2 separate regions of the Homo sapiens genome follow, and region 2 is linked to region 1. The links are chromatin contacts, found by Hi-C or POLR2A ChIA-PET in ENCODE. All regions are on one chromosome and are shown on one strand. Each heading gives the region's core, a stretch centred on a gene start or an enhancer-like site at or near the end of the contact. The rest is flanking DNA. Distances are from core to core; before and after follow the strand shown. Region 1 overlaps AACS (acetoacetyl-CoA synthetase). Region 2 has its middle 10 kb from the start of UBC.

The links. Hi-C counts contacts between places; a loop is a spot of excess contacts on that map. ChIA-PET counts read pairs that join two places held with the same protein, here RNA polymerase II (POLR2A). Pooled maps may share reads with other maps.
Region 2: a pooled map shows a loop between it and region 1 (2.6-fold over the local background). The contact joins two enhancer-like sites. A Hi-C loop is called at or near these places in 2 of 168 maps with a recorded cell type or tissue (OCI-LY7 and lower leg skin), 1 of 37 single-sample maps with no recorded cell type and 5 of 50 pooled maps. POLR2A ChIA-PET finds 5 or more read pairs at or near these places in 3 of 52 experiments (A673, GM12878 and OCI-LY7).

What each region holds. Positions count from the first base shown.
Region 1 is chr12:125,141,753-125,146,317 of GRCh38, forward strand. It overlaps AACS (acetoacetyl-CoA synthetase), which reads left to right. Exons shown (of 18, transcript NM_023928.5): 18 at 340-1,564. The coding sequence ends at 477. Among named protein-coding and RNA genes, the nearest start is that of TMEM132B, 42 kb to the right of the region's middle. RefSeq lists an enhancer at 1,355-1,929. Within about 2 kb of position 1,884, at least 3 of the 41 ENCODE cell types and tissues checked have a DNase peak (open chromatin) inside an H3K27ac peak, as active enhancers do.
Region 2 is chr12:124,902,214-124,906,778 of GRCh38, forward strand. No RefSeq gene overlaps it. Among named protein-coding and RNA genes, the nearest start is that of UBC, 10 kb to the right of the region's middle. Within about 2 kb of position 2,663, at least 27 of the 41 ENCODE cell types and tissues checked have a DNase peak (open chromatin) inside an H3K27ac peak, as active enhancers do.

The DNA of each region.
Region 1 (4,565 bases), core at 634-3,133:
CCTCTGGGCAACTTTGAAATAGCCTCAGTTTCTCAACAGCCGTGCCAGGGGGCGGGGGTGGGGTGTGGAGAGTGTTAGAGTTGAGTTTCAGCACCAGTCCTTGAAAGTGCCTTTCAGAAGAACAGGTTTTATCCCCCAAACAGAGAGACAGTGGTCAGTTCACCGTACTTCGGTGCACGTTTGCAGACCTGGTGGGAAGAGGGGCATCTTAGAGCCGAGACCCATTCACTCTTGGCACTCCAGGTGGAGCTGGGCCTTTGGGGCCTGGATATATCCAGGGCTGCGGATTTTCCCCCCTTCAGGTTTAAATGTTCCTGTTTTTCTACCTTTCCCTCGCAGTATACGCTCAACGGCAAGAAAGTGGAAGTTGCCGTCAAACAGATCATCGCTGGAAAAGCCGTGGAGCAAGGAGGTGCTTTCTCGAACCCCGAGACCCTGGATCTGTACCGGGACATCCCTGAGCTGCAGGGCTTCTGAGTCAGACTGGCTGGCGTGTCACTCAGCCGCACCCGTGTGCACTGTAACTTTTGTGTGCTCAAGAAATTATACAGAAACCTACAGCTGTTGTAAAAGGATGCTCGCACCAAGTGTTCTGTAGGCTTGGGGAGGGATCGTTTCTCTGTTTTGTTAAATCTGGTGGGTACCTGGATCTTCCACACGAGTGGGATTCTGGCCTTCAGAGACCAGGAGGGAGTGTCTGGGCCGCAGGTGTGGCACTGTGGTGAGAGTGTGTGTCTTTGCACACACAGTGCAGCGGGAACGGTGGGGCTGGCTGGTGCTGAAGACAGACACACTCCTGAGCCAAGGTCTTGTCTTCAACCTCCCCGTCCCGTTGTCCCATTTTGCTCTGTGAAGGTGCAAATCCCTTTCTTCCCTTCCCATCTCAGGCTCTCCTGTTTTCCCTCAGGGTCCAGTATGCCTTTGAGCTTTAGCTGTTAGAAAGGAACCCCCGTGACTTGACACAGCTTTCACAGCTGGCTGCTAGGACCGGCGGGCTGGGTGTTCACGTGTGTCTGTGTCATGGATGCAATGCAGGCCCTGGAGGACTGTGCGTCACCCGTCAACCAGAGCGTGCCTCCGGGCCAGCTTCCCTCCAAGGAATGAGTGGATTTCATACAGGATCTCTTTATTGCACAGACTGAATGGCTTTACATGTTTCTAATGTGAATTAGGCATGTGAAGCAGTGGGTGTCCACCCGTGTCCCTCATGGGTGAGCCCTCCAGCTGTGAGCCCAGGCAGTGTGGTCACCGAGTGAGGACCCTCCTCACCAGGAACCGCATCCCTGTGCTGCCTCCACCTGAGAGTTGCTAGGGGGTTCTTGTCGAGATCATGTCATCAGCACCCCTAAGTCAAGTCACGGGTTTCCATAGCCAGGCAGTTGGTATGTACAATTCAGTTCAGCGTATGAACTTGTATCTCTAATCTGATGTCCATTTTTATATTTTTTGAAACTGAGCACAATGAAATCCTTTCTTGAATCATTTTCCTTTTGGATTATAAAAATATGGGGGAAAGTGCTATGATGAATTTTATGCAATAAATGTATACATGTGTGCACATGCACCCATGCTGTGTGTGCAGTGTGCTGGTGTGTTTTCTCTGGAGGGGGGACCGCATCTGCGTGTGTGAGGCTGGTGGTGCTTGTGCGCCCGCCAACAGCTGTGCCCTGGAGTTGTGTGGTTCGAATTGTTGGGGGCACTTCCCAGGGCCCTGGTACTTACCCACATTCCCTTGTGACCAACGAGGAGTGCTGCTCAGTGTGAAGCCAGCACCCTGGGCCCCCTCCACCCTGAGATCCCCCAACACCCAGCGCCAGCCAGGTTTCTGGCTCCTTTCTTGTCATCGCAAGAGCTGCATGTCACTTGGGTTGTGTGTGGCTACATGCCACGGGATCCAGGCTTGGCCCAGCAGCGTTTATGGCTCTCACGTCACAGGAAGTTGGAGGCAGTCCATTCTCCCGGGGCCGGGCAGCAACTCCACAGTGCAGCAGTCCTGGCTCCTGTCTGCTGCACTCTGCTGTCCTCAGGATGTGGCAGTCATCATCTTGGCCCTGCCTGGCTGCCCCACCTCTAGTCTTTCATCCGTGCTGTAGGCAGGAAGAAGGTGGGAGTGAGAAGGGGGCTGGGTAAAGGCAAAAAGCTGCATCTCTGGAGTGTGTCCCTTTTTATCTGCAAAATGATGGCTTTTCTGGAAAGCCGGCAGCATCTGCTGGGCCTCACCAGCCAGCCTGGGGACACGCAGCCGCCTTCGCTGCAAGGGCATCCGGGGGTCTGAGTATTTCAAAGAGGACCTGTTCCCCTTTTTTGTGAGTTTCCAACAGCTGCTGTAACATTTCCACAAAGGCAGTGGCTTAACACAGCCCCAGTTTATTACAGTCCTGGAGGTCAGAAGTCTGCTGTGGGTCTCACTGGGCTGAAATCAGGGTGACAGCAGGGCTGTGTTCCTTCAGGAATCTGCAGGGGAGAATCCATTTCCTTGCCTTCTCCCGCTTCTAGAGGCCACTGTGTTTCTTGTCTGGTGCCCTGTTGTCTTCAGCAATGGCCGGTCACACCTTCCTTCCACTGTAGCTCTCTGACGCTGACACTCCCACCCACCGTGTCCACATGTAAGAACCCCCTGTGATTGCAGCAGGCCCACTTGAATAAGGATAATCTCCCTATTTTGATGTGTGCTGATTAACAACCTTAATTCCATCTGCAGCCCTCACTCCTCCTCACGACGTCGTAGTCCATTTTGTTTTGCTGTAACAGAATACCTGAAGCTGGGTGATTTATAAGTTAATAATTTATTAAGGGGTTCATTTGGTTCATGATTCTGGTGGCTGAAAAGTCCAAGACTGGGCAGCTGCATCTGGTGAGGGCCTCATGCTGCTTCCACTCAGGGCAGAACATGGAGGGGGAGCAGGTGCATGCAGAGATCACGCAGTGAGAGAGGAAACCAGACCATTCAACAACCACGCCCTTGGGAACTAATCTGTTCTCACGAGGCACAAGTGACGGTGAGAACTCACCCCCTACAGAGGGGATTAATGTATTCAGGAGGGATCTGACCCCTCCCAACACTGCTACATTGGGTGTCAATGTCAACATGAGTTTTGGCATATAGACAAGCCACATCCAACCCACAGCACCATGTAACCTAACGCATTCACAGGTTCCAAGGATTAGGATGTGGATATCTTTGGGGGGCTGCTACTCTGCTGACCTCACTTTGCAAACACAGTCTGGGTCCTGCTGGCCGAGGGAGAAGTGGATGGTGGTTGTTGGGAGCAGCAGGGAGCCCTGGTTGATGACACTTGGGCTGGGATTGTCCTCCCCTGTGAGTGGCCCGTGGGCCTTAGGGTTCAGGTCGGGCCTGGGGCCTGCAAGGTCCTCTCCTCTCACTGGGTGCCTGGAGATTCCCTTCATGTTGACAGTGCCTGAGGAGTCATTACAGCTTAATCAGCGTGCCCTTTAGTTCCAGCAAGACGGCCCAGGCTGAATAAGCCCACGCATCCTTATTAATAAGCCCTGCCGGACAACTTCATTAATGAGGGACAGATGGTCTGGAACAACAGCCAGTTGAGTGCACGTGGTGCTGAGCCTGCTTTTGACGTTCCTTGGCCCGAGCATCACTCTAAAGAACCCACCACCTGCCGGCCAGCTGCCTTTTCATCTCTGAGATGGCCGTGGGCTGCACCGTGCCTTCTCGTCTTCTTCCAGCTCCCCACCAGGCCTGGCCCATCAGGAGCTTCTGAAGGCATCAGGATCTGCCACACAGCCTGGCTAGGGCTGCCAGGATTCTGCTATCTCCCACGGCCAGCAGGCCTCTGAGCAGCTGGTCCTCCTCCAGGCCCTTCCTGCCCACCTCCAGGAACCTTCTCCAGGCTGGAGGCCTCCTTCTCATGCTTGGGCTGCCCAGCCCCACCTTCTCGCCCGGGAGGATTCTCCTCAACTGGAGCTGAACGATCAACTCCAGCTGCAGTCAGCCACTGACCTGTCCCCACAGGGGCATCTGAGCCCTCTAGGATAGGGCCCAGGTTGGCTCACTCATCTGTTTCCCAAACAGAAGGCCTGAAACCCACACGCCTTAGAAAAGGCATCCTCCTGATGTCGTACCACCCCTGTCACCATGGCTGTAGGTGAACAGAAGAGCCCCTTCCCTCGAGTCTGCAAATGCCCAGGAGAAGGGCTCATGGGGAACAACACTCCCTTTGAGGACCCAGCCACAACCTATCCTGTGATGGGCTCAAGCCTTCAGAGGGAATGTCACATGCAGCTTTATGGGGGATAATCTGTCACTGGGTTCAAGCTGGGCTGCTCTAACAGGTGCCCCCAAATCTGGCTCAATCCGGAATGTGTCTTCTCTCCTGTCACCGCTCTGAGGTGAATGGGTAGGCCAGGGCGGGTAGGTAGCTTTGTTTTGCAAGGTCACCCAAGGACCTGGGCTTCCAAATGGTTGCTGCCTCCCCTGGTGTGCAGGTCTTGTCCACTTGGAAGATGTTGGCTCACCACAGTCATGGAGGAGGTGACCTAACATTCACCCTCACCCCCTTGGCCACAACCTTGTCACCTGACTGCACTCA
Region 2 (4,565 bases), core at 1,413-3,912, 240 kb before region 1:
ACGGGACAGCCCCAAGCAAAGAATTCTCGAGGCCAATACGTCAGTCAATAGTGCTGAGTTAGAGAAACCTTGGTCTAAACCAAACATAAAAACCCTATTCCCTGCTTCACAGCCTCCTTTGCAGCTATTGACAGCCACTGGACCCAGTTCTGACCAATGAGACCTGAAGGAAGTCAGTGAACGCTTTTCTTCATAAAAGAAACTCATGTGGCTGACCCCAATCTTCCCTGCTTCTTCCTTTGAATACAGATGTGTCTGGATTTGTGACAATAATCTTGCAACTATGAGAGAAAGAACAGCAGAATCACACCCTGACATCAGAGTCCCTTATATCCAAATCCAGATGTCATCTTCTTCCTTTTTTTTTTTTTTTTTTTTTTTGAGACAGCACCTTACTCTGTCTCCCAAGCTGGAGTGCAGTGGTGCAGTTATAGCTCACTGCAGCCTTGACCTACCGGGCAACCCTCCTGCCTCAGCCTCCCAAGTAGCTGGGACTACAGGCATGCACCTCTAGGCCTGGCTCTCATTCTTTTTATTGTTGTTGAAACTATAGAATCTATTTTTAAATCAGCCCAGCTAATTTTTTATTTTTTGTAGAGAAAGGGGTCTTGTTATGTTGCCAGGGATGGTCTTAAACTCCTGGCCTCAAGTGATCTTCTCACCTCAACCTCCCAAAGTGCTGAGATTACAGGCATGAGCCACCGTCCCCAGCTAGATTTCTTATGTGAGAAAATTTACATCCCCTTGTTTAAACCTCTGTAGTTTGATTTTTCCTGTAGGGTGTTTAAATACCCTCTTGTTTAAACCTCTGTAGTTTGATTTTTCTGTTTCCTAATCTGTGTACTACCACTTAGTCTAATTCTAGTTGGTGGACCAATGAGATTTCAATTTCAGTTCTGCTTATAGGCCTGATGCTTCTCTTCTGCAGAGTAAAAAGTTAGGGGCCAGGCGCAGTGGCTGACACTTGTAATCCCAGCACTGTTGGAGGCTGAGGCAGGTGGATCGCTTGAGCCCAGGACTTTGGGACCAGCCTGGGCAACATGGCGAAACCCTGCCTCTACAAAAAATACAAAAATTAGCTGGGCATCGTGGTGCACGCCTATTAGTCCCAGCTACCAGGGAGGCTGAGGTGGGAGGATCACTTGAGCCTGGGGAAGTCGAGGCTGTAGTGAGCCATGATCTCGCCATTGCACTCTGGCCTGGGCAACAGAGTGAGACCCTGTCTCAGAAAATAATAGTAATAATACCAGTCTGGCCAATATGGTGAAACCTCATCTGTACTAAAAATACAAAAATTGGTTGGGTGTGGTGGTGCACACCTGTAATCCCAGCAACTCGGGAAGTTGAAGCATGAGAATCGCTTGAACCTGGGAGGTGGAGGTTGCAGTGAGCCGAGCCACTGCACTCCAACCTAGGTGACAGAGCGAGATTCCGTGTCAAAAAAAAAAAAATTAAAAAAAAATTTTAAATAATATGTTTAATTAAAAATATAAATAAAAATTCTCTTCACATTCACTTGTTTCAGGGATGGCAATCCCACCCCCAGGAGAAGATCCTGGCTAACCTTGACCTATCACTGGCCATCCCATTCCCTTTGCCAGTAAATGGTTTAAGAACAAGCATCTGCTTGGTGTCTGGAAGCATGAGAGTGCTGTTATTTCAAACTTTCAATATTTTTCTAATTCATCATTTGAGGAAAGACAACTCTTGTTCTGAGAAAAAAAAAATTTAATGATTGTTTTGGCCCAAAGGAAAAGCCAAAATTCTATTTTAATATGATATTAAAAGAAAAGAACCGGCTTGGCGTAGTGGCTCACACCTGTAATCCCAGCACTTTGGAAAGCCGAGGCAGGCGGATCACCTGAGGTCAGGAGTTTGAGACCAGCCTGACCAACATGGAGAAACCCCGTCTCTACTGAAAATACAAAATTTGCCAGGTGTGGTGGCACATGCCTGTAATCCCAGCTACTCGGGAGGCTGAGGTAGGAGAATAATTTGAACCCGGGAGGCAGAGGTTGTGGTGAGCAGAGATCATGCCACTGCACTCCAACCTGGGCAACAAGAGTGAAACTCTGTTTCATATATATATATATATATATATATATATATATATATATATATGCATACATACATATGCTAAAATTCCTGCAAACTAGCGTTAACTTTGTCTTCATTGAGAGCAGAATGGTAATAACATCATCTGGAGGTTATGATGATGTCATCTGGGTGGGAGGTAAATTTTTTTTTTCTCCTTACACTGGGCCCCACAGAAGGGGGTGAGGTTTGGCTCCAGGTTTGGGGGATATAGCTAAGGAAGGATGTCAGCTCTGGGCCAAAGACAGGAATGACCTATCAGATCCCCCAGGGAAGGAGCAGGACCCTGGAGCATTAATATCTGCGGCACACAATTGTGATTTCTCCGCGTTGCAATTTCCTTTCACTACCCCCATGTCTAGCTGTCCTAAGGAAAGAGCCAGATCCCTGAGGCAACCCAGAGAAGCCAAGTCTAAGATGTCAGAGGTCATGGGCAGAATCTCCCAAGGCAGCCAGCTGGCTGAGTGACAAATGACAACAAGCACAGATTTGTGAAGAGTGCAAGCATTCTTCAGAAACTCCCAAAAATACCAGTGAGGAGAAACTGGTAAGTGGACTTCCTCGAGGAGTCACGCACAGTGCAGAACAGACCACTGTCCCACGTGCTTGCAGGGACACGCTGGCCTCTAAACACTGGCCCACACAGCGCTGAGTCACACTTGCCCCTCCCTCTTGCCTACGGTCACTCCCCAGCCACAGTTGATGCTAACGAGCTTCGCCCTTCACTCCCGGGAGTTCGGCAGCTTTTGCACATTTTAAGATCAACTGAGAGTTTATAAATATGCCCCGTTTTTCTATGACCATCGCTATGGGAAGAGATGAATGTGTTCTAACCTGTTTCCCATCAAAACTTGTGTTCTAACCCCAAAAGGAAAAGCAGCAATAAAAACAACCAAAACATTTTTTAAAAATAGGTTCTATAGTTTCAAAAACAATAAAAAGAATAAGAGCCAAGCCTGGAGGTGCGCGCCTGTAGTCCCAGCTACTTAGGAGGCTGAGGCAAGAGGATGGCTTCAGCTGGGGAGGTTGAGGCTGCAGTGAGCTGTGATCACACCACTGCACTCCAGCCTGGGCGACAGAGGGAGACACCGTTTGTAAAAAAAAAAAAATTTTTTTTTTTGAGATGGAGTCTCCCTCTGTCACCCAGGCTGGAGTGCAGTGGCGCAGTCTCGGCTCACTGCAACCTCCGCCTCCTGAGTTCAAGCGTTTCTCCTGCCTCAACCTCCCGAGTAGCTGGGATTACAGGTGCATACCACCACGCCTGGCTAATTTTTGTTTTGTTTTGTTTCGTTTGTTTGTTTTTTTGAGACGGAGTCTCTCTCTGTCTCCCAGGCTGGAGTGCAGTGGTGCAATCTCGGCTCACTGCAAGCTCCGCCTTCCAGGTTCACGCCATTCTCCTGCCTCAGCCTCCCAGGTAGCTGGGACTACAGGCGCCCGCCACCACGCCCAGCTAATTTTTTTTTTTTTTTTTTTTGTATTTTTAGTAGAGACGGGGTTTCACCGTGTTAGCCAGGATGGTCTCAATCTCCTGAGCTCATGATCCGCCTGCCTTGGCCTCCCAAAGTGCTGGGATTACAGGCGTGAGCCACCACTCCCGGCCTCCTCCAGCCCCATCTCTTCACATGCTTTTCCCACCTCAGTTATGCTGGTCTCCTTTCTGTTCCTCAAATATGCCCAAGTCTTCCAGCCCCAGGGCCCCCGTGCTATTTCCTGCCTCTCCACCTTCTGCAAAGCTAAGGCCCATCTTCCAGGTCTCACATAAATACTGTCTTTCCCGAAAGCCTCTTCCAACCATCCACAAGCAGGATCCCAAACTCCTCCCATTCAACCTGACAGCCTCACATAGCTCCTGTCACCATGTGTAATTTTTGCTTACTAGCAGATCAAAGAACAGAAGCAAGCCGTTTGATTGTTTCTTTTTGTTTTGTTTTGTTTTTAGACAGAGTCTCACGAGCCTCCTTACAAAATAGAAAAGTCAATGGGATTTCAGGGAAAATGGATAATCTTCGTTGGGGGCAGTCAAGGAAGGCTTTGTGGAACCTTTGAATTAGATCTTGACATTATATCTTGACAGTACTTTGAATAAATACAAATAATGTTATTTTTTTGTTAAGACTCATGCAACCGCATCTATGTAAATGAATCCGTACATAGTATTCATTCGAGTGTGAAATCAGACTTTGGGATGCTTTAAAATTTAACAGTCAGGAACACTTACTCTATTTTATGGACTTAAATTTGTTGAGGTGGCAGGGAACAACTTGAGTGAAGGGTGGGACATGGCAGTGTGTATGTGGGGGAAAAAGGTGGCCAGCAGATAAGGGAAGCAGGGGACAGAGTATTTTGAGGGATTAGACCTGACCAGCTATAACAGGAAATAGAGGCTGTAGATTGAAGGATAGCTACAATGGATGTTATGGAGAAATTCCAACTGGGGTGGAAACATGTAGCTGCAAAATTGGAAGAGCAGC